2 separate regions of the Homo sapiens genome follow, and region 1 is linked to region 2. The links are chromatin loops, found by intact Hi-C in ENCODE. Cell type or tissue: ascending aorta. All regions are shown on one strand. Each heading gives the region's core, and the rest is flanking DNA. Links, peaks and the distances in the headings are about the cores only.

The links. A loop is a pair of places that touch in the nucleus more often than their neighbours do. Peaks named below come from ENCODE experiments on the same cell type or tissue, not always from the same donor. Only the 100,000 strongest peaks of a DNase experiment are listed, where the experiment ranks them.
Region 1: a loop joins it to region 2, with 1.8 times the contacts of the local background. A loop is called at or near these places in 5 of 110 quality-filtered maps.

Annotation. Positions count from the first base shown.
Region 1 is chr9:136,521,219-136,533,348 of GRCh38, forward strand. NOTCH1 (notch receptor 1) reads right to left here. Exons shown (of 34, transcript NM_017617.5): 3 at 2,499-2,761; 4 at 1,632-1,970. LOC124902310 (a long non-coding RNA gene) reads left to right here. Exons shown (of 3, transcript XR_007061865.1): 2 at 2,100-2,215; 3 at 3,880-4,359. Among named protein-coding and RNA genes, the nearest start is that of MIR4673, 7.7 kb to the left of the region's middle. RefSeq lists an enhancer at 5,093-5,964. In ascending aorta, for the core only: a CTCF peak has its summit at 5,045; no DNase peak of the experiment used is centred there; H3K4me3 peaks cover 763 bases; H3K27ac peaks cover 687 bases.
Region 2 is chr9:136,570,077-136,582,206 of GRCh38, forward strand. It overlaps LOC124902311 (a long non-coding RNA gene), which reads right to left and starts at 7,601. Exons shown (of 2, transcript XR_007061866.1): 1 at 7,148-7,601; 2 at 5,476-5,888. RefSeq lists enhancers at 1-3,819, 2,311-2,837, 2,838-3,364, 3,365-3,891, 6,554-6,673 and 3 more. In ascending aorta, for the core only: no CTCF peak of the experiment used is centred there; DNase peaks (open chromatin) are centred at 6,345 and 8,988; H3K27ac peaks cover 420 bases.

The sequences.
Region 1 (12,130 bases), core at 625-8,624, 51 kb before region 2:
CCCTGAAACGGCCAGACTCCACAGCAGGCAGTGAGCACACCCCTCACCGGACGGGTGACCCAGCCCCCAGCACCCCAGCCTCTGAGATCTACCCACACTCAAGTGAGTGAACCCCACCAGCCCCTCCCCTTCCCTCCCTGCCCACTCCCCAGGGCCCTGAGCTGCCCCTGCACGGGCAGTGGCTCTGAGCCGGCCCAGCACCCCTGGCATCTCTGCCGCTGGGCCTCACCAGGAGGTCCTCACCCACCCTGCCCAAGGCGGGTGGGCATCAGCTCTGCACACAGGTGGCCTTGGACAAGGCCGCACACACCCCACCTGCCCTAGCCTGAACCACGGCCCCCCAAGAGCTTGGCCCCTCAATCCGTGTGACTGGAGGTAGGGTCCCGTGCTGCTAGGAAGGCATCTGAGCCCCCACCAGCAGAAGGGCTCTGCGCCCCACCCTGCAGAGATCCAAGCTGGCCAGGGAGTGTCTGTCCCCACCCCACGCTCGCCCAGTGACTTGCAGGAAACGCACACGTCTGGTGTCTGCACGCAGAGGTGGCTGGGCTCAGCTGACTGGGCAGCCAGGGAGCTTCCCCTTTGCAGGGGCCAGGCCAGCTTGGGGCTTCCAAGGGGGTGGGGCAGCCCTTGGGCCACCCGTGGGTCAGCCAGGACCCTGTGCACCCTCCAGCCCCACCCCTGCCTGAATGCCCTCTCCCCATTCCCACCTAACAGCCATTCTGTGCAGCTGAGATTGGAGGTTTTCTTTTTTCTCTTCACTTTTTTTTTTTTTTTTTTGAGACGGAGTCTCGCTCTGTCGCCCAGGCTGGAGTGCAGTGGCGGGATCTCGGCTCACTGCAACCTCCGCCTCCCGGGTTCAAGTGATTCTCCTCCCTCAGCCTCCTGAGTAGCTGGGACTACAGGCGCGTGCCACCATGCCTGGCTAATTTTTTGTATTTTTAGTAGAGACGGGGTTTCGCCGTGTTAGCCAGGATGGTCTCCATCTCCTGACCTTGTGATCTGCCCACCTCGGCCTCCCAAAGTGCTGGGAGTACAGGCGTGAGCCACCACGCGCGGCCGAGACTGGAGGTTTTCAAAACTCTTCCTTATTTTTAGAGCTGCTGCAAAATTTACTCAAACAAGAACTACAGCAGAGAGGCTCCTACGTACAACACGGGGATCGGGGAGCACTGGGGACACGGGCAGGCGGCTGCGCCTACCTGTCACCCACACCCGCAGGAGACCAGCAGGATGGCAGGAAGGGCCATGGCTTGGGAAGTGATGGTGCCCCCGCAGCTCCCACGCCCTCTCCGGCCCCAGCCCCACTGCAGGGGAAACCCTGGGGGTTGCGCAAGTCAGGGTGCCTGCACTGGGGGGAGGCAGGGCGTCCTACAGCTCGAATGTGAGTTCCGGGAAACTCCAGAGACACGGGCTGGCACCTGGACCCTGTGCAAGCCTCCTCCCAGCGCACACCCCGCTCCAGACGCGTCCCCCCGACACCACACGCAGTCTGGGGAACTCGCCATCCCGCCTTCCCAACTCCCCGCCATGGGCCCTCCCAGGGCTGCCCCTACACCAGGCGCCCCGTTCCCACCCCCTGGGCCTGGCAGCCGGGGAGGGGCTCGTGCACCCCGGCCAGCGGGCAGCACTACCTGGCAGGCAGGCACACTCGTGGGTGACGTCGCCCGTGGGGCGGCAGGTGCCCCCGTTCTGGCAGGGCGAGGGGCTGCAGGGCACGTAGGGCCGCTCGCAGTTGGGGCCAGTGTGGGTGGCGCGGCAGACGCAGCGGTAGGAGCCGACCTCGTTGTGGCAGGTGCCTCCGTGGCGGCAAAGCCCGGGCTTCTGGCCACACTCGTTGACATCCTGCCGGCAGGTGGGGCCATGGAAGCTGGGTGGGCAGTGGCAGATGTAGGAGGCCTCGAAGGGCAGGCACTGGCCACCGTTGGCGCAGGGGTTGGAGGCGCACGGGTCAGCCTGCTGGCACGATTTCCCTGGAGACAAGGGGACAAGAGGGTCGTGCTGGCCTCACTGCTCCCCGAGGCCGGGCCTTCCCTCCCTTCAGGCCACCTGGAGGTGCCAGCCTGGGCTCCACCTTAGGTGCTATCACATTTGATCCTCAGGACCTGCCGTGAGACCGGTCGCCTTTGGCAGATGAAGGACCACAGCTCCCAAGAGGCCTGAGCCTGGGCCGTCTCTTCCCAGAGCTGACACCTCCAGACACCCTTCACCCTAACAGGTGAGGGCCAGTGCACGGCAGGAGGAAGGGGGCAGGGGCGGCCTGGACACAGAGGCTCCCCTTGTCTCGCAGAAGCGGGGACAGCAAGAGTTGGGCCAGAGCAAGCAGCTGAAAACGAGGCGATTCCAGGTCTGGGAGGGGGGCAGGGACCCTGGGGCAGGGGCTCCCAATTACTTCCGGGTCAGAGACCCGGGCCTGGATCCCGCCAAGTACCTCAAGTTGCCTGGGCAGCTGGCGGCGGGCCTGGGTCTGCCCACCCCTCAGGCTGTGGGTCCTCCCTCACCTGACCAGCCGGGCGGGCAGCGGCACTTGTACTCCGTCAGCGTGAGCAGGTCGCAGGTGCCCCCGTTGCGGCAGGGGTTGGTGAGGCAGGCATTGTCCAGGGGTGTCAGGCAGAGGGGCCCAGAGAAGCCCAGGGCACAGCTGCAGGCATAGTCTGCCACGCCTCTGCGGTCCACCACGTGGCATGTCCCGGCGTTCTTGCAGGGGGTGCTGAGGCACGGGTTGGGGTCCTGGCATCGCGGGCCCACGAAGGCCCCGCCACAGCTGTTGGCAGATGTGCCAGGGCAGTTAGTTCCCACCTGCTTCCCCAGCGCCCCCGCCACTCAGCACCGGGAACCTGTCATGGGCACAGCCGCCTCCCCCCACACCCCGGGCACGGGCACAACGGCTGCTTAGCGGGGTTCCCTTAGGGCTGATAAAATGTTCTGGAACCAGACACATGCCGCGATTGCACAACTTTGGGAATGTACTGAATGCCACTGAATGAGGCTGAAGCAGGAGAATCACTTGAACCCAGGAGGCAGAGGTTGCAGTGAGCCGAGATCACGCCACTGCACTCCAGCCTGGGTGACAGAGCAAGACTCAAAAAAAGAAAGAAAGAAGAAGACAAATGACTGCTAACTTGGGGAACAAGCTAGAGACTAGGATGTTCCAGCAGAACCCAGCTTGGACTCCACAGCCCGGGCAGGGGTCTGGGTCTACACCCGCGGAGAGCCATGGAGAGGAGCCGGGTGCATTAGCTCCGTAGAGCCTCCGGGTCTGCAGGCCTATCTGCTTTTCTTCCCAGCTTTGCTAAAGCGAACAGGCATTGCTTGGGCAGTAACAAAGGCCGTGGTTTTTCCAACCTTCAGGTGTCAACATGATGGCAGCCACGGAAAGTGTGGATCAGCCCCTTCCTACGTGGAAGCCTTTCTTTTTCTTTTCTTTTTTTTTTTTTTTTTTTTTTGAGTCTTGCTCTGTTGCCCAGGCTGGAGTGCAGGGGCGCGATCTAGGCTCACTGCAACCTCTGCCTCCCAGGTTCAAGCGATTCTCCTGCCTCAGCCTCCCGAGTAGCTGGGACTACAGGCACCTGACACCATGCCCAGCTAATTTTTGTATTTTTAGTAGAGACAGGGTTTCACCATGTTGGCCAGGCTGGTCTTGATCTCTTGACCTCGTGATCTGCCCGCCTCGGCCTCCCAAAGTGCTGGGATTACAGGCGTAAGCCACCGCGCCCGGCCAGGAAGCCTTTCTGATGGGACACCTCAGGCTGAGACTGCAATGGGGATGGGACATCTCATGTCAAGATCGCACTGGGGATGAAGGCTGGCCCGTTCCCTGCCCACGCTCAGCCCCCAGACACGTTTCCCTTTCGGCATTGAGTCTTCATAACTCACATCCAGGCACATCAGCCAGGAGCAGAAGCACCCACATTACAGCCGGGGAAACCAAGGTGCCAGGAGGAGGTCCCTCTGCCAGGTCTCTGCAACCCCGTCAAGGTGGGTGAAAGGCTGCCCCTCACCCCGGACACACAGTCTGGGCTCAGAGAGAACAAGGGGAGCCAGGGGAGGGGTCCTGCATCTCCACCCAGGCCTGGTCTCACCTGTTCCCTGCGGCAACAGGCGCAGAGCCTGCCCCCCCCAGCCACCTGCTGTGGTCATAAATCTCCGGCCCCAGTCACCTCCTGGCCTTGCGCTCCGGGAAAAGGTCTGGGACCCGCCGGGCGCCGCTCTTCCCAGTGGTGAAGCCTCTGAAGCAGAACATGCCACCAGCCTCAGCGGCCCCAGCGGCCCGGGAAGGCAGCAGCCTCACGGCTCAGGCCCTGGGTGGGCATGGCCTCCTCCAGATGGGATGTACAGAGGGAACCGTCCCGCCTTCCGGAGCCCACCTGGGTGCGGGGCTGCGGCGGCCGCCTGCCCCAGGACCGGCCCTGAAGCTGCCGGCTTCCCACAGGACCCCCACCGGCCCCCCAAGTCCTCGCCTCCTCTCCCGCTTATTCCCACCCCAGTGTCTCCAATCAAACCTGTGCTATGTGTGGCAGTGGCCTGGGGGGGCCTTACCCCGAGGGGCTTGTGGAGGCTGGGGGTGGGGGTTCCTGTGCGTTTCTCAGCAGCCAGCCACGCCCCTGTCCCAAAGGCCCGGGAGGCATCTGTCTTCCCCGAAGGCTTTTACCCGTGACCACGGCTTGGGTAGAGAGAACGCAAAAGGGCCACTCTGGCCGACCATCTGTTGCCAGAAGCCAAAAGTCCCAAACCAACTGGCTTAAAGAAAACACATGTCACCCCTTCCAAAGGGGCTCTGGGGAATTCACTCAGGCCTTGCTACGGCTCCTGCCAGCCCAGTGAGCGACGGGCACAGCCCCGGAATGAGGCTCCCCCTCCTCCATCCCATGTGGCCGGTCACTCCGGGGCTGCAGCGACAGACCTGCCTCTGCGGGCACCTGTTGGGAGGGCAGACGTGGTTCCCACTGCATGCAGATCCAGTTACAGGCTGGCCGGTCCCCGAGGTGGAGCGGCCGCTGGGAACCCGTGGAGTGCACAGGCTGGGCTGGGCTGGGCTGTGGCCACAGGAGGGGCGCCCTCCCTCCACATAAATGCCCCATTGTCAGGCGGGAGTTGGCCACAGCTCCCGCTTGGAGAAAAGGCCCTTTTTGCTTTCCCAGCCGCTGAAGTCGGCAGGGGGTGGGTACAGGACAGAGGGCGCTCGGTCATCAAAGCCGGGGCTGGAGGCTCCTCAGCCTGGCCCATGCAAGCTGGTCCCCTGCCTCCCGGCCCCTCGAGGCTCCAAGGAGCGGGAAAAGCTCACCTGCTGGGCAAGACGGGGAGGAGGGGCAGGGGAGGCCCATCCCACAGCTTTAGGGGACCCCAGAGGGGAGACGCTGGAGGTCCGAGCCCCTAGAGCAGTCTCCCACCAAGTGCCCTGAGGTCACAGGACATTGGCTGTCCCTGAATGGACCACGACACTCTGCCCGGACACCGGGCCCCACTCCCCACCCTGAGCGCGGACCCCAACGTGGAGGACTGTGGGAGAATCTGCCCAACCGGACGCATCCCAGTTAACGAGGCTGTATCACGCCGGGCCAGCAAGAGGAAAACACGCCCCATAAATCAGGCGTCGGTGCTCGGACAAAGGGCGGCTGGGAGCAGGTGTCAGACGTGGCGGCAGCTGCTCCCAGCGGGTGGGGCAGGAGCCCCAGCCGGAGGCCTGAGGAGGCTCCCGTGGGGGAATGCAGGCTGAGAGGGCCCATTGTCCGCCCCCACTCCCAGCCTGGGCATCGGACACCACAGGGAAGGCCCCTGCCACGGCCCCACAGCCACGGCTTGGAGGTTCCGTGAGACGCGCTAGCTGGGGGGAACCGGGCCGAGCCTGGAGAAAGTTTTGAGCCAGGTGTGGGGGTCTGTGTGTGGGGGGCAGCTTTGGGCCCAGTCTCCCGCTGCTGCTGTGGGCAGCCTCCAGCCTGTGCCCGCCCCAGTCTGTACCTCTCTCCCACATGGCCACAGAGCTGGAGCACCCTACAGACGGCGAACACCTGCCCTCCGCACAGCACCCAGACGTCCCTGAGAAGGTGGGAGGGACCTCAGGCCTGCAGCATGGCCATGGCCAGGACCACCAGCCTGTGAGCAAATCCTTCACAGCTTTGGCGCTGGCCACACCCCCGGTACCCGGGCCACTCTGTCTTCAATGCTGTCCCGGCGGCCAGGTGGGTGTGGGCCGCGAGGTGGGCGCCAGGGCTTGGCCGAGTGAGGTGGCACCCAACAGCTGCCGCGCCCACGGGGATCCTCAGGGCTTCCATGAGTGACCCGCACCCCACCTTCCACCGTCCCCGCATCTCCTCCTATCAGGGGCGGTGGGGAGACCCCTCTGGGGCTAAAAAGTGAGGCTTGAGATAGGGAACGCCAGTCTCCCCCGACTGGACGAGAGAGCTGCCCTGTCCACCAAGCCACCCAGCTCTCGGGCTCCCACGGAGGAGACCCAACCCACGCCAGGTGTGCCCCCGTGGACTCCCCTTCCGTGCGTCCCTCTTAGGGTCACCCGGCACCTGCCTGTCCCATCCCCCACGCTCAGTGGCCTGGCGGCGCTGGGGTAACCTGTCCTATCTGGGCCCCCCGCAGGTGAGCGGCGGGCGGGGACTCCAGGAGGGCTGCGGGGGGAGGGTGCCAAGTGGCCCCGGCGCCTGCTGTGCCGCTCCCGCCACCTCTACCGCCACCACTTTGTTCCCGCCTCAGTATTTCCACTGTGCCACTCCCACCCTCCCTGCCAGGGCCGCTCCATGGAAATGCGACTCCAGAAAGCAGCAGGAGGCAGATGCTGCCGAGACCTTTCACCCAGGACGAATTCTAAATTGTGCTGTTTTCCTTTCTAAGCTAAGCGGCCATCTGCCACCCCCAGGGGACAGAAGACAGTTCCCTCCGCCCCAAAATGAGAAGGAGGGGTGAGAGGGACTCAGTGCGGGTAGGACTCACTCACTTCCTGCCCTCAAGGAGTTTATGGTCATGCAGGGCCAGGGATGGGGGCACAGGCAGAGGCCGAGCAGAGGGGTGGGGGTGTGGGGTCAGCTGGACCCAACCCAGCTGGGGTGTCAGTGATGTGGCTGGCTCTGCACCCGCCACAGGAACCAGAGACCCTGGGTGGGAGAGGTGCTTCCCATGGCTCCACCAGGTGACAGCACCTCCCAAGGCAAGGATGGGCAGGGACAGTGGGGGGGGATGGGCAGGGACAGTGCGGGGGGGATGGGCAGGGACGGTGAGGGGGGGATGGGCAGGGACAGTGTTGGGGATGAGCAGGGACAGTGCGGGGAATGGGCAGGGACAGTGAGGGGGATGGGCAGGGACAGTGGAGGGACGGGCAGGGACAGTTGGTGGGACGGGCAGGGACAGTGCGGGGGCCTCTCCGGTGCACAGGAGCTGCACTTCCCAGAGGGGAAGGAACGGCCCTGCACACCCCGGCTCCCTGGGAAGGGAAGGGGAGGAGCTGCCCGGCTGAAATCAGCATCTTAACACATCCCACCTGCTCCCCAGCAGAGCCACAGGTCCAGCCCCACCTGCCCTCCTTGGGCCTCACTGCCAATCCCGGCCCACTGTCCTGCCACAGAAGCCCAAGGGTCCCCTGGCAGCAGTGTGGTCCCTCACAGGGCAATAAATGGGGGTCTTCTCCCCAGACACCCCCAACAGCTGCTGCTCCCAGGGAGCCCGTGGCCACGTCCTGCAGGAGCCAATCGCTAGGCGGCCAGCCTGAGGGTGCCCCTGCCCCTGGGACCCCTCCCTCACCAGCAGGACCTGCCCCCAGCCTCAAGGGGCTTTCTGCCCAGAGGGGAGTCTAGGGCTCCCACTCTGCCTGCTCCTGTGATGGCAGGGGCACCCCCACGCCCTCCCCAGACCCAGATCCTGCCGTGCTCTGCTAAGACCCAGCAAGGCTGACCACCTTCTACCTACGCCACTGACAGTGGGCCCCACCAGGTGACCTGGGCCACACAGACAGGCCCACCCATCGGCCTGCCCAAGCAAATGGGGCCATATGTGGACTGGCTGGGGGGACACTGTGACCCCCTACTGGAGACGGGGAGACAAGGCCAGACCTGGGTGGGGATGCTTCCCAAGGCAGGCTTCCATGAGGCCAACGAGCCCAGCTCTAGCCCGGACCAAGGCTTCTGGGGCAGGGGGAGTCCTGGGACCTCAGCCCCTCCCTTGGGTAGAGGCTAGACCAAGTTTCCCCAATCCCAGTGGGCACCACCCACCTTCCAGGAGGCACCGGCTGCTAAGAAATGAGCTGGGCAGGGGGCTCGGGGTCCCACCTCGGGTCCTCTCCCACTGGAACGGCCAAGCAGCCCAGCCCTGGGGGATGGAGGAGGCTTGGGAAGATGCTGGAACCTCGTTGCTCACAGCCCCTTCCCTGGCCTCCCCAAATCCCCCAGAACAAAGAGCTATAGCAAGGAAGGCCCCGGGCTCCTCAAACCTGCCAGGACCCTGTGTCCCAACCCCTGTTCAAACAGCTGGCTGGAGCCTCTGCGGTGGCTAGGAGGCCCTGAAAGGCGCCCTGCAGCCGCTGGGTCTTTCTTCCCTTTCTGCTCCCGGCTTCCTTCCCCATCTTGGACAGGAGAGAGGGATGCAGGCACCGAGGGGGCCAAGGGGCCCACGACAGCCCAGCACCACCAGGCCTGTTCACCGTTGGAGCACAAAACCACGAGATTGGGGGCTGCGATGTGGGATGGCTGCCTCCAGCCACCACCTGCGGTCCCACCTGAGCTGTGGTCTTCCCCAGCGCCTGCAGCCGTTGGGCTGGAGCTGCTGAAAGCTGCACGGGGGCCCTGCCCTGGCTCCCAGGGCCCCAGGAAGGAGGAAAGGGGCAGTGGGGGCTTCAGGGAGGTGGGGGCCCAGAAAAGGAGCCAGCCCCAAACAGCCGCCGCTCCGGAGACAGCGGGCAGCAGGGGGCGGAGTTGGGTGGGGCGGGGGTCGCGGCCGGCCCGCCACAGCGCAGGGACCCAGCCGGGGTCTGAGCCGGGGCCAGGCTTTCCGGCCCAAACAGCTGTTGCCGGCACCCCCAGCTCTTTTGTCTGCAAATCTTTTCCCCCAGTTGCATCCTCGGATGGTTTAAAATGTGCGAAGGAGGAAGTGCAGGAAGGCCAGGTTTCCTCCTCTGGCTCCGGGGAAACCCTTTGTGTGGGAGGCGGGATGGGGACAGAACCTGTCCTCCCGGGAAGCTACCTTTCCCGCAGCCGGGAAAACAATGCCCTCACCCGACATGGGAACGGCTGTCTGCATCTGACCGACAGAAGGCCCGTGGAGATGGCGGAGCTGGGGTGGCCACTCTGGGGGCATGTGGCCAGCCCCTCCCCAAAATGCCAAGACACAGCCCAGCAGGCTCTGAGACCCCAGGAACTAGGTGTCACCAAAGTGCCCCCGCAGGCTGTTTGGAGTGTGAAAAACGCCTGCTGGAGCCCCACCTGCTGCTCCACTGCGGGAATTTCCCACGCGGATCCCCCAAAAGCAGGCATGTGTCTCCTGCCCTGGGTCACCCCAACGGCCCCTAGGGACCCATGTGGACAAACCTCTTGAGTTGGAGAGGCCAAGATGGTCATGACACGCCGGGGCTCTGCTCCCAAGAAGACCCAGCCCAGCCCTGCACCCCACGATGGCTCAGAGGCAGGGAAGGCAATGGACAGGCCCACAGCAGCGCTGCTGGAGGGCTCAAACCACACTCCATGAATGAAGTCGGGCATCACAGGCTGCGCTCCGGGCCAGCGCCAGACATGCTTCTGGCAACCTCCCACCACTGCTCCTGAACAGATCCTGTCGCTGGGGGTGGCAGGAAGGGGCTCCCCGGAGGGGCTCCTGTTCTCCTCTGGAGTGAGCCCCACAGCCAGCAGGGCAGTCGCCCGGAGGTGCTGACTCCATGTCCAGCGTCCTTGTTAAGAATGCTGCAGGGAGGGAAGGGATCCCGAGACATCTGTCCGGCACACACCAGCCCAGCAGTGAAGAAACTGAGCCCACAACCCTCCTGGCCTGACCTACACTCGGGCTTTCCAAGCTCTGTCTCATGGGACCCCCACAACCGCCCTGGGGGCGTGTAATGGGCCCATTTCACAGGTGAGAAAACGGGGCAGCTATGCCCAGCACACCACCCGGATCTGAAGGCAGCTCAGAACCACACCTGCTGATGGGGACCAGAGCGGGGCAGGGCAAGGCAGCTCCCCAGGGTGGCACAGGAGTGGCAGAAGCTCCCTGGGAAAGAGGAGGAAGGCGCGTGTCCCCCGCACCCCCAGCCCCACCCAGACGGTCTGGATGTTTTGCCTGACCACCTGATCTCCCAGGACCGGGAAGTCTGGAGCAGACAAAGCATTCTTACAGCTCCACCGAAACACAAAACCCTAGGGTGGTGGGGGCAGAGCCCTGGGCGAGAGAGACCCAGCCTCCCGCTCCCCTTCCTTCCTCCCGCCCAGCAGGAGGGCACCGATGCCCCTTCACCCACAGCACCCGCGGGGCGTCGGCACTGGTGAAAGAGGGACGAAGCCGAAGCCCACGCTGCCGGAGGAGCACTCCTGGCATCCCGGGGGCAGACGCCGCCCTCCTGCGCCTCCTCCCGCCTGTCCCGGGAAACCACCAGGACACCTCTGTGTGCCTCCCGATTCGGCCGCAGATGGACGGCGGCTTCAGTGGTGGCCCCAGAGGTCACCTCATCCCCATCACACCCGCCGGCTCCCTGCTCTCTGACCACACGAGGCACAGAGGGGCCTCCGAGCCCAGGAATCCTCCTCTCGGAACACCGCTCGCCTGCCGGCCCAGTCCCAGCGCCCAGCCCGGCTCACATACTGGCCCACTGTGCCCCTGGCACCCCCTCAGAGCCTCACTCTGCCCGGGCCCAGCGTGATCACCGGGCGCCTGGGATTACCCCACACTTGGGAAGTGGGATCCAGGCAGGTGCCTGCAGCCCTGGGAGGGGCCCATAAGGAGGGGCACCTGGGGGAGGGGCCTGCAGTGCCACAACCTGGGGGACACCAGGGTGTCCCAAGACAGCTGGCACAGGCTGGGGACTGTCTGGGGTACCTTTCCCTGTGGGGAAAGTTGGGGATTCTTGGGCTGGACTTGGCAGGTCCTAAAACTTCTGCCCCTCCAAGGCACTGAATAATGCCCAGCCTCGCCCAGTGCCTCGCGGCCTCGCCCAAAGATCTCGCACTACCTCACCCAATCCCGCAGGACCTCGCCCAAATCCCACACATGACCTCGATCAAATAGCACACAACTGCATGCAAATCCCACACAGTCTCCCCAGAGCCTGTGGCTGGCCTCTGGGAGAGACCTTCCTGGAGGGGCCCCCACAGCACCAGGAAGGGGCTCCAGGGTGGATGACACAGATGACACATCCCCGGGGGAGCCGGGCGTGCCGCCCGAGACCCAGCTACACCTCCCACAGCCGCCATGACTCCGTAGCCAACTCAAAAGAAGGCGCAACAATTCGCGGCAGTCGCCCAGCCACGAGGACGGCAGCTGGGGCTGTCAGGAGCCCTGGGGGACACTTCATGGCCCCAGCCGCTTCCCATCTCCTAAGGAGGAGGGGAGCTCAGAGAGGTGGTGGCGGCCCGGGGTCGCACGGCCCACGTGGGGGAAAGAAGTCCGTGGCCTGTGTTGTTGACCCAGTGCCACCCCACACCTGGAAGGGGGAAGGTCTCGTGGGGGTGGCCGGCCTGGACTGCAGCCCCTGCAGGCTGGAGCCAAGCCTTCCAGTCACCTGCAGCCACCCACCTGCCTCCACCTCCATTCCCACTGCCCACCTGGCCCCAGGGCTGCCGACAGCCCAGCCAGGCCCGTCCACCAGAGAGCTGCAGAGCTCTGTGCTGGGCCAGACCCTGGAGGCCCAGGACAGGACCTCGCCACGGCCTGAGCCCCGCCACCATGTGGACCCTGGACACTCAGCCCCGCCCGGCCTCCCCACCTGGCTCTCCGTCAGACAGGAATGAGGCCAGCCTCCTTCTGACCACTGAAGGGGAAGTAGGAGGGGCCACCCAGGGGCTGCACCCCGGGAGCTGGGACCAACCCAGGTCCCTCTATAAGGATGGAGAGTGGAGGCCCAAGGGGGGGACTCTGGCCCAGCCCCCTCCGCGCACCAGCCAGTGCCCAGCCTGAGCTCAAGCATCTCTTACTGAAAAGCCGTCAGGGAAAC
Region 2 (12,130 bases), core at 2,559-10,558:
GGTGGGGGTCCCCTGCTTGCTCTCAGCCCTCTCTTGGCCCGACCCTGCATCCCTGGGCCTGACAGCAGGTGGCATTGGCTTGGGCAAGCGGAGGGGAGAGGTGACTTCTGCCCAGGTGCTGCTGGCGCCCTCCTGCCTTCCCAGGCCTGTGGGATGGGAGGCTCAGAGCAGCCCAGAACAGAGAGGAGGGGAGGGCACCCCACACAGGGCATAGGCAGCGAGCTTAGAGCAGACCCTTGGCCCTGGCTGGGCGTGCAGTCACCATGGCACCTGACACAGTCACGCCAGGGTCACACCAGGTCAGCGAGAGGTTCTTGCCACAGACACAGCGTCTCTGGACCTCTGACTCGGGTCCCCAGTCCCTAGCCCTGCTGCTACCCCCAGGTTTTGCTAGGCTGTGCCCGAGATGTGCAGACCTCCTGAACTATCAACCAGGCTGGGCAGTCAGGCCCCGGTCCCCAGCCCGGGATCATTGTCTGCCCCGCCCTTTTGTCCTCTGGCCTCCCTCACCAGGACTGACCCCCATTTTCCCCAGACTTTTTGGTGCCCCCTGCACATCTCTCCTTCCCTTGCTGGGTGGCCCTGCTGGAGCCCTTCGCCCTGTCCCCCAGGGGGCCAGTGGGCTGGCACTGCCCCACCCCGAGATGGAAGGGAAGAGCTGCCCACCCCGAGCTGGGGAATGAGCAGCTCCCGGGCCTCTGGGGGCCCTGGCCAATCCCCTGGCCCCGGCCGGTATGCTGGTTCTCAGTGCCTGGCTGCCGGGGCCAGGGACAAAGGGAAGGGTAGGGCCCTCACCCACTCCCCAGCCTCTCCACAGCCTCCACAGAAAACCTGCTTCCAGGACAGCACGACGCCCCACGGCTGGGACAGACAGGGGACAGACCCCTGTGCCCAGGGCCTCCTGGCTGCCCTGGCCTCCTTTCCCCTAGGTCCTGGCCTCTTCCCTCCTTTGTCCTCCTGAGGCCCCCACAACCCTCCCCTCCCTCGCCTGCCGTCACCCCCGGACAGGTCCCACCTCCCGGCCTTCGCACACAGTTCCTTCTGCCTGGTGTGCGTCTCCTGGGAGCCCGGGAGCCGTGGTGCTGACTCTGGGCCGGCCTCTCCTTCTGACGTTTATCGGCCGCTCACCTCCCACGCCCTGGGAGTCGTTACCACCTCCCCAGTTTCACAGACGGAGACACAGGGAGTCGTTACCACCTCCCCAGTTTCACAGACAGAGAGACAGACACAGAGACAGAGACACAGAGCCCCGACACTCAGAGCTGGGGTCAGTCCCAGGCGGCCTCAGCCACCACACCGCGCCACGCCCTCGGTGAGGATCCAAAGAGCCAACATTCTAGGGGGCTGAAGGGCAGTGTGGGGGCTTCAGGGATATTCCCCACTTGGTCCTTCCTGGCTGTCCCCACTGAGAACAGCCCTTCCTAGTCCCATTTCTGAGTGAGCTGGGGTTCCTGGAGTGAAGGCCATGGCTTCAAATGTAGGCCGGGGCAGCCTCCCCCGGGTTCCTCCTCCCCGTGTGGACAGCTCAAGTCCCTGCAGTCCCCTCCACCCTGGCCCTTCCCTGCTGTCCTGTGGGGTTTGCTGGGGAATCTGAAAGGCCTTGGAGGGAACAGGAACCAGGTCCTAGGAGCCCGCAGGGACTTCTGAGCTGCTGGCAGTCTCCCCACGCTGGCCGAGCTCACAGCCCCAGCGCTGGCCCAGAGTGAAGGTCTGCACGATGGACCCCATGCAGCCGCCCACATGGCCTTCGGCCTGTCGGTCAGGAGGCCTCGCCCTTCTCACGTCCTTAGTGGATTTCCTCCCTTCCTCTGTCCCCTTCTGCCCCATCTCAGCTTCCCATCTCCCCCACGCCCTCCCCACCTTGGGCTGAAAGCAGATACCTTCTCAGGACGGGGTCTCCTGTGCCATTTTACTGCTGAGACCACTGAGGCCAACAGAGTGGCTACAGGGTTGCTGGCAGTTGTAGCCACCCAGGTCAATGGCACTCCCGGGAATTGTGCAGTTTACAACCGGCACCACTGTGCTTGGCAGCTCTTGATGACTCCTACTTGGTGCTTAAACCTGGCCAGTCTCATCTCTCCCTACCCTCTGTGCTGACAGGCTCGAGTGACAGCAAGCGTCAGAGGCTTGGGGGTGCGGGGCCGGCCCCTTGGTGGGCTCTGCCAGCATTCTTGGGATGCCTGTGTCCATTCAGCAGTCAAGGCACTCACTATGCAAACATGCAGGGCCTCACACAATGGTCCCCGCCAGACTTTCCCACCTCCTCTCTACCCCCATTGTCCTTCCCTCTGGGGAAGGGCAGCATAGCCAGGAGGCAGAGACAGAGCCAGTGCCTTTCTGCAGGGCGGGTGTACCCAGAGATGAAGGGCCATGCACATAAGACACTGATGAATGAGGCCAGCGTCCCCAGAAACGCGGCCCTGGAAGCTGCCCCAGCCCAGGCCGGAGGGAGGGGCTGTCCCACCTCCCTGTCCCTCCCGCATCTCTGGACCTGAAGCTCAGACCCTGGGAACTCCCTTCGGGTGGAGGGGGCTGGCTTGTCGGACCTCCCGCCTCAGCGTGGTCCACTCCCTTCCCTCCAGCTCAGTGCAGCCTCCTCTGGGTCTGGCCCCTCACAGCATTGCCCTTGTCACAGGAAATTGTCATCACCCACAGCTTGTCACCCTGTCCCTCTGCCAAGGTCTGAGTTTGAGAGCACAGGGCCTACCTTGCAGGGTTGAGCTCTGTCTGCCCAGTGCAGCAGTGTGGGATGAGTGAATAAGCAACCGGTGGGCCCTTCCCCATGAGGCCCTGCAGGCATGCTGAGTTTCCACCTGCCCTGGGCACCTGTCTCTGCGTTCCGCCCCGCTCTGCGCTCTCTCACCAGCTCTGGACACCAGTGGGCACGGCTCCCTTCTCACCTGCAACGTGGAACTTAGAGACAGTCCCTTATCACAGCCCGAAAACCTCCTTCCTCGGTCTTTTCTTTGCTCGTCGAATATTCTGCTGTGCTGTGTGGCGTGCACAGGCCAGCGATGAGTATGTAGGTTTTTCCTGAGAAGCTAAGGAGCTGCGCTGCAATGACCTCGTCCCCAAGATCACCACAGGCAGCACGACTTCCTCGAAGCAGGGTCAAAGGATTCGTCCTTCTGAGAGATTTTTCCGAGTTGCCCTCTGTAGGGAGTGCAACCACTTACAACACTTGCTGGTCCCTGCCTCCTCCCGGTGCAGACAACACCATGTAATCAAAGCCATGGCCAACCTGATAGGAAACACGCTGTCAGTGCCGTTTTAGTTTGCATTTCTCTCACCAAGAAGGAGGTGGAGGACCAGGCGCGGCGGCTCACGCCTGAAATCCCAGCACTTGGGAGGCCGAGGCAGGCAGATCACCTGAAGTCAGGAGTTCAAGACCAGCCTGGCCAACATGGCGCGGCCCCATCTCTACTAAAAATACAAAAACTAGCCGGGCACGGTGCCACACACCTGTCATCCCAGCTACTTGGGAGGCTGAGACAGGAGAATCGCTTGAACCCGAGAGTTGGAGGTGGCAGTGAGCTGAGATCGCACCACTGCACTCCAGCCTGGGGGACAGAGCGAGACTCTGTCTCACACATACAAAAAAAAAAAAGAGTGGGGGAGCATCTTTTTGCATGTTTATGGAGCATTTGTTTTTCCTTTCGTGTGAATGCTCTGTTCGTATTCTTTGCTTTCCATTTTTTCCCTGTGCTGGATTATAACCTCATTATTGATTTGTTAGAGCTCTTTCTAAATGAGAGAATTCAGCCCTTCGAGGGGGATAGAGTTCACAAGGAATTTCCCCGCTTGCCTAAACAGCAGACTTTGACTTTGCTTAATGTGGTTGTTGCTACGCAGAAATTTTATTTTATGGAGTTGAATTCATTTATTTATGTATTTGAGGCCGAGTCTTGCTGTGTCCCCAGGCTGGAGGGCAGTGGTGTGATCACGGCTCACTGCAGCCTCTGCCTCCTGAGCTCAAGCGATCCTCCCACCTCAGCCTCCTGGGTAACTGAAACCGCAGGCATGTGCCATCACGCCCAGCTAATTTTTGCTTTTTTTTTTTTTTTTGTAAAAACAGGGTTTCTCCATGTTGCCCAGGCTGGTCTCAAACTCCTGAACTCAAACGTCCACCCGCCTCGGTCTCTTAAAGTTCTGGGATTACAGGCATAAGCCATCGCGCCCAGCCTATGGAATTGAATTTATTTTTAAAAATTTATGTGTTGGATTTTTGTATTTTGCATCATGCTTAGGAAGGTCTCGCCTCAAGCTTCTAAAGATGCATCTTCTGTTGCTTTCTAGACTTTGTGGTTTTATTTTTTACATTGAAATCTCAGATCCATCTGAAATTTATTTTGGTATGAGGTGTGAGACATTCAACTTTATTTTTTCTGGATGGCTCCCCGGCTTCCCAGGTGTGGAGGGGTTTTTGAATGATCTGTTTTTATCACTGATTTGACATTCTGTCTTTGTCACATGCCACATTCCTTATCTGTTTGAGTCTGTTTCTGGACTCGGCGCCGTTGGTCTTCGTGCCTATTCTTGTGCCAGTATCACTCTGTTTTAACCACTGTGGGGATTTTTTTGTTTTGTTTTGTTTTTTCTTGAGACGGAGTTTCGCTCTTGTTGCCCAGTCTGGAGTGCAGTGGCGCGATCTCAGCGCACTGTAACCTCCGCCTCCCAGGTTCAAGTGATTCTCCTGCCTCAGCCTTCCAAGTAGCTGGGATTACAGCCATGCGCCACCACCATGCCTGGCTAATTTTTGTAGTTTTTGAGTAGAGGCGGGGTTTCACCATGCTGGCCAGGCTGGTCTTAAACTCCTGACTTCAGGTAATCCGCCCGCCTCGGCCTCCCAAAGTTCTGGGATTACAGGCGTCAGCCACCGCGCCGGGCCACATCCTCCCTTTCCTAACACCCATCTGTGAACAGGCCTCGCTCTGCCACTGCTCGGCCGAGTCTGTCCTCATGAGGCAGCTTTTTGTTTTGTTTTGTTTTGTTTGTTTGTTTGTTTTGAGACAGAGTCTCGCTCTGTCACCCAGGCTGGAGTGCAGTGGTGTGATCTCGGCTCACTGCAACCTCTGCCTCCTCAGTTCAAGCAATTCTCCTGCCACAGCCTCCTGAGTAGCTGGGATTACAGACATGCACCACCACGCCTGGCTAATTTTTGTATTTTTAATGGAGATGGGGTTTCACCATCTTGGCCAGACTGGTCTTGAACTCCTGACCTCAGGTGATCCACCCACCTCAGCCTCCCAAAGTGCCGGGATTACAGGCCTGAGCCACCGCGCCCGGCCCTGATAAGGCTGTTACACCTCAGCGTCCGGGACACAATTTGGTTACTTAGAACATCAGCAACGGAGCTGTGCTGCTCTACAAAGATCTCAGCGATGTCTGATCCAGCCCCCTGTGGTACAGATGGGGAAACTGAGGCACAAAGCAGCAGCGTGATCTGTGGAAGATCACAAAAGGAGACAGGGGGTGTCAGGCACAACCGTCAGCACCGGAGTTTATTGGGCACCTCCGAGGGGCCGGGTGTAGGTGGAGTCCGAGGGGCCAGGTGCAGGTGGAGGACCTGCCGTTGTTGTCTGGTTTTACCCTCTCTCGTAAGGCTGGGCCTGAGTCCTGGCGAGAAGGGCAAGGCGCGGAGAGGCAGTGGACTGGCCTGAGGCCGCACCACCAGCGGGGCGGGGAGGACCAGGTCTGGAGCCGGGAGGTCTACACCTCTGGGGTCTGCTGATCTCCAGCTCTGCTGGCCTGCAGTGTTTTGGCTGCTGGCCTCTGCTGGGAGCTGGGGGAGGGTGGGGTGGCCTGGCAGAGGCCGAGGAGCCCAGCCCCACTTGAATCCAAGGCCGCGTGTCTGCAGGTTGGGGGTATCAGGGAGCAAGTCCAGCCACCTGGAAGAGGAGCCGAGGCAGAGGCTGAGGGTCCAGACAGAGGCCTCCTGCCTGCCCAGCTCTGCCAGTCGCTGTCACACACCGATGCTTGCAGAGACATAACAGGGTGTGGAGGTGACCGGGTGGCCTGGCAGGACCCCCAACAGGCACAGTCACCCGGGATCCGGCAGAGGACACCTTGTCAGGGCAGGCCTTGTGTGCAAAAACAGGTGCCGCGGGCCCAGCCTGCCCAGCCTGCCCAGCCTGGGGCCCGGACTCCACAAGATCTGGGGCTGCACCCAGCCCCCTGCCAGCCCCCTGCCAGCCCCCTGCCAGCCCCCTGCCTTCCCTCCATTTTCACCACCACATGCTTCTCTCTCTCCTCGTTCAGTCTCCCTCCCAAAGCTTCATTCCTGCCCGTTCATCAAGCCGTGTTTGCACATGAGGTGCTGTGCCAGGCCAAGGACCTCACTGCCAGCTGGGCCTGGCAAGGAGAGGGGAACTGACTCATCCTGGGAGCCCAGGGTGGTGGGGCTTTCCCCACTTGGGCCAGGGTAGTGGTGAGGAGGCTGTCTCCGGAGAGGCTGAGGTGAGGGCAGGAGTAGCGAGAAGATTTAGGGTCGTGGCAAGGCTGGCCTAGGCCCTGTGGGGTGGCAGGAGAGGGCAGAGCCCGGGACTCGGGTCCCCACTTCCAGCGGAGGCTGGGCTGTCAGGAGGGCCACACCCTCATCCACTCCTCAGTGCCCCCTCGTCCACTCCAGAGGACACAGTGGTCCCTGCCTCTTGGCCTCCCACCCTTGGCTCACAGCGCTCTGCTGGGAACTCCCCTCACTCCCCTTGAGTAACTGGGGGCCTTTGTTCCCCAGAGCAGTGAGCCAAATGGTGAATGGTGGCCCCCAAGAGCCATGTCCACCTCCCAAGTCCCGGAACCTGCAGATGTGCAGATGGAAACTTGTTTTTTTGTTTGTTTGTTTGTTTGTTTTTGGAGACAGACTCTCACTCTATCCCCCAAGCTGCAGTGCAGTGGCACGATCTCGGCTCACTGCAACCTCCGCCTCCCGGGTTCAAGCGATTCTCATGCCTCAGCTTCCTGAGTAGCTGGGATTACAGGCATCCACCGCCACACCCGGCTAATTTTGGTATTTTTAGTAGAGACGGGGTTTCACCACATTGGCCAGGCTGGTCTTGAACTCCTGACCTCAAGTGATCCGCCCGCCTCGGCCTCCCACAGTGCTGGGATTTCAGGTGTGAGCCGCCGCAAAGCCCAGCTGGAAACTTACTTGGAATTAGGGTCTTCGCAGTTGTGATCGAGGTAGGGATCTCCAGCAGATGATATTATCCTGGAGTACCTGGAAGGGCCCTAAATCCAGTGACAGGTGTCCTTCTAAGAGGTAGAAGAGGAGGCACAGACACAGAGAACAGGAGGCCACTTGGCAGTGGCGTGTGGAAATCTGAGTAGACAGTGGCTGAGGCTTCCCCCGTGCCTGTCGGCCCCATCCAGGCTCCAGGAAGAAGGAGGTGTCTGTCCTTTTCTCTCTCACGCTGTGTCCTCAGCACCTAGAACGTAACAGGTATTTGTCTGCGGATGGACACAAAAAGAGGCGAGACTGGATCAGAGATCCCAGCGAGCAGCGCCCAGGCTCCAGGGCCGGAGGAGCTGCGGGGCTCGGACAAACCCCAGGTGCTGGCGGCATCACCGCGGGCTCCTTTGACTTCAAGACCCATAAGTGTAAGGCCGGGTGCGGTGGCTCACGCCTGTAATCCCAGCACTTTGGGAGGCTGAGGTGGGTGGATCACGAGGTCAGGAGATCGAGACCATCCTGACTAACACGGTGAAACCCCGTCTCTACTAAAAATACAAAAAAATTAGCCGGGCGTGGTTGCGGGTGCCTGTAGTCCCAGCTACTCAGGAGGCTGAGGCAGGAGAATGGCATGAGCCCGGGAGGCGGAGCTTGCAGTGAGCCGAGATCGCGCCACTGCACTCCAGCCTGGGCGACAGAGCGAGACTCCATTTCAAAAAAAAAAAAAAAAAAAAAAAAAGACCCGTAAGTGTTCCCAGTCTTCCAGAAAATGCTGATTGCATCTAAAGAAGTAATCCCATAAACTGGAGGTAAATCTGCGCAAGAACGCGGGCTTTGGTTAAGATGGTTTTGGACAGGTGGAAACCAGCCAGCTCTGACGGTTCCAGCATGGGAGTGTGTGGCACGTAGGCATCCCTATCGTGACCATGCAGTCATCGCGCTGCGCTGCTGGCCTGGCACCTCCCGGATACCAAACACCCAGACAGCACCTCCTGCTGAAATCCCCACAAACACGGCCGGGGGACACTGAGGCCCAGAGGGTGGGGTGTGGGGGTGGCCTCGGGGCATGAGCCAGGCTCTGGGCCCCTCCCCACACCGGGGCTAGCTGGCTAGCTATTTCTCTTCCTGAGTGATGAGAACTTCGAGGCAGGGACGTTCTCTGAAAAGCCAGATACAACCTGAGCCCGCTGTGGTGCAGCAGTCGAGCCGCCGGGCGCCCCCACCGCTGTGGCCCAGGAGCCCTGCGCTGGGGAACCCTGATTTCCTGGCGGGAGGCTGTGTCTGTGGGACTCTGATTCACAATAGCGGGAAGATTCAAAGTGACAGGGTGAGGCTGTCAGTCCCAAGCCATGTCCCCTGAGAACACCATCAACCTGGAGTGTAAAATGTGACAAGGAAGAGGCTGGAAGGGGCCGCCCTCCCATCCCACTCCCCGGGGTCCGTGGGGCAGACCTTCACCTGCAAGTTTGCAGCCTGGACCAGGCAGCTTCTCAGGAAGCCCAGCCGGGAAGCTCTGTTGGGGAGCACTCTCCCCACCCAGCAACGTTCAGGGGCCTGGCCTGGGGCGGGGCCTGTAGTCAGAGGTCCCCGAGGCTGGGGGCCCACATGAGCCCAGCAGGGACTGCCATTCCCAAAGAAGTTATTTTTATGCCATAAGTGCTTGTGGGAAAGTGAGGGGGACCCATGGGAGGCAAGGGAAACATTGAGACCCCAGTCACGGGCAAGAAGGAAGGAACTGTTTGCTCCAATGAGGCTGCGCCCACCCCAGCCTGGGGAGGGACATGTGGGCGGGGCACCACAGGAGGAACAAGCTGGCCTTCTCCCACCTGGCTGAATGCCAGGGGTCAGGGGGAGGGTGGTGGCCCCACATCACAGGGCCCCTGGTCCTCCCAGGGGATGTGGCTGGGCGCTGGGGGAGGGGCTTGGAGCTCCACACTGGGGCCAGGCGCCTGGCCTCCGAAGGAGATGTGGGGTCTCTGGGACCCTCACCTCTGCCTTTAGCTCCGATTCAGGGCTCATTCTGGCCACTGAGCATGGCCGGGGATGGGGGCCCTGCCCCACACACTGGGTGCTGAAATGAGCCTGTTCAGACAGGACCCACGCAGTTTGTCTCCCTCAAAATCCAGGTGCCTCCTTCAGTTCCCAGCTGTGTTGAGCCACCTGGGGCCCAGGGCAGCCCTGGCAGGGCAGGGATGGTGTCTGCCCAGCTCTGCCTTCGGCCAGGCCCCCAGACCGTTTGAGGCTTCAGCCTCAAACCGGGACCTCCAGCAGGGTGAGCCTCCTGCAGGCAGTGCTCTTCCCCTGCGCTCACCTGCAGCCTCTGGGGCCCAACCCAAGACCCGCTTAGAAGGTAGCACATCCTGCTGGGAATACCCGCCCCTGCCTGGGCCTCCCCTCCCTCACCCCTACCTCTCCTTCACTCAGTCACTCGCTCGCTCACTCATTCACTCACTCCTTCACTCAATCACTCACTCACTCACTCATTCACTCACTCATTCACTCATTCACTCACTCATTCACTCCTTCGCTCATTCATTCACTCACTCATTTACTCACTCATTCATTCACTCACCCACTCATTCACTCACTTGCTCATTCACTCACTCACTCATTCCCTCACTCATTCTCTCTCACTCCCTGACTCATTCACTCACTCACTCATTCCCTCACTCACTCATTCCCTCACTCATTCCCTCACTCATTCTCTCACTCACTCCCTGACTCATTCACTCACTCACTCATTCACTCACTTATTCCCTCATTCATTCACTCATTCACTCACTCATTCACTCATTCACTCGTTCACTTACTCACTCACTCACTCGTTCACTCACTCATTCACTCACTCACTCACTCGTTCACTCATTCACTCACTCACTCACTCGTTCACTCACTCACTCACTCACTCGTTCACTCACTCACTCACTCATTCACTCACTCATTCACTCACTCACTCGTTCACTCACTCATTCACTCACTCACTCGTTCACTCACTCATTCACTCACTCACTCACTCGTTCACTCACTCACTCATTCCCTCACTCACTCGTTCACTCACTCACTTATTTGCTCACTCATTCACTCACTCACTCATTCACTCATTCCCTCATTCACTCACTCACTCACTCGTTCACTCACTCACTCATTCCCTCACTCACTCGTTCACTCACTCACTTATTCGCTCACTCATTCACTCACTCACTCATTCACTCATTCCCTCATTCATTCACTCATTCCCTCACTCACTCATTCACTCACTCACTCACTCATTCGCTCGTTCACTCACTCACTCATTTGCTCGTTCACTCACTCACTCATTTGCTCACTCACTCACTCATTCACTCACTCACTCATTCACTCACTCATTCACTCACTCACTCATTCACTCACTCATTCACTCACTCACTCATTCACTCACTCGTTCACTCATTCACTCACTCACTCACTCGTTCACTCACTCACTCACTCACTCGTTCACTCACTCACTCACTCATTCACTCACTCATTCACTCACTCACTCGTTCACTCACTCATTCACTCACTCACTCGTTCACTCACTCATTCACTCACTCACTCACTCGTTCACTCACTCACTCATTCCCTCACTCACTCGTTCACTCACTCACTTATTTGCTCACTCATTCACTCACTCACTCATTCACTCATTCCCTCATTCACTCACTCACTCACTCGTTCACTCACTCACTCATTCCCTCACTCACTCGTTCACTCACTCACTTATTCGCTCACTCATTCACTCACTCACTCATTCACTCATTCCCTCATTCATTCACTCATTCCCTCACTCACTCATTCACTCACTCACTCACTCATTCGCTCGTTCACTCACTCACTCATTTGCTCGTTCACTCACTCACTCATTTGCTCACTCACTCACTCATTCACTCACTCACTCATTCACTCACTCATTCACTCACTCACTCATTCACTCACTCATTCACTCACTCACTCATTCCCTCACTCACTCATTCCCTCACTCACTCATTCGCTCGTTCACTCACTCACTCATTTGCTCATTCACTCACTCACTCATTTGCTCACTCACTCATTCATTCACTCATTCCCTCATTCATTCACTCACTCATTCACTCACTCATTCACTCGTTCACTCACTCACTCACTCGTTCACTCACTCACTCATTCACTCATTCACTTGTTCACTCACTCACTCATTCACTCACTCATTCACTCACCCACTCATTCACTCACTCATTCACTCACTCATTCACTCACTCACTCATTCCCTCACTCACCCATTCACTCACTCACTCACTCACTCATTCACTCACTCACTCACTCATTCACTCACTCATTCCCTCATTCATTCACTCATTCACTCACTCACTCACTCATTCACTCACTCATTCACTCACTCATTCACTCACTCATTCACTCGCTTACTCACTCACTCGCTCACTTACTCATTCACTTGCTCACTCACTCGCTCACTTACTCGTTCACTCACTCACTCCCTCGCTCATTCACTCCCTCGCTCCCTCACTCACTCGCTAACTTACTCATTCACTCACTCACTCACTCCCTTGCTCATTCACTCCCTCACTCACCCACTCTCTCACTCTTCAATCACTCACTCATTCACGCATTCATTCACTCACTCATTCACTCACTCATTCGCTCACTCACTCATTCACTCACTCACTCATTCACTCGCTCATTCACTCACTCACTCATTCACTCGCTCATTCACTCACTCACTCATTTACTCACTCACTCATTCAGTCCTTCACTCACTCACTCAGTCATTCAGTCACTCACTCACTTATTCACTCATTCACTCATTCACTCACTCATTCACTCTTTCATTCACTCACTCATTCATTTGCTCACTCCTTCAGTCACTCACTCACCCACACACTCACCCACTCACTCACCCACTCATTCACTCAATCACTCATTCACTCGCTCATTGACTCTCAGTCA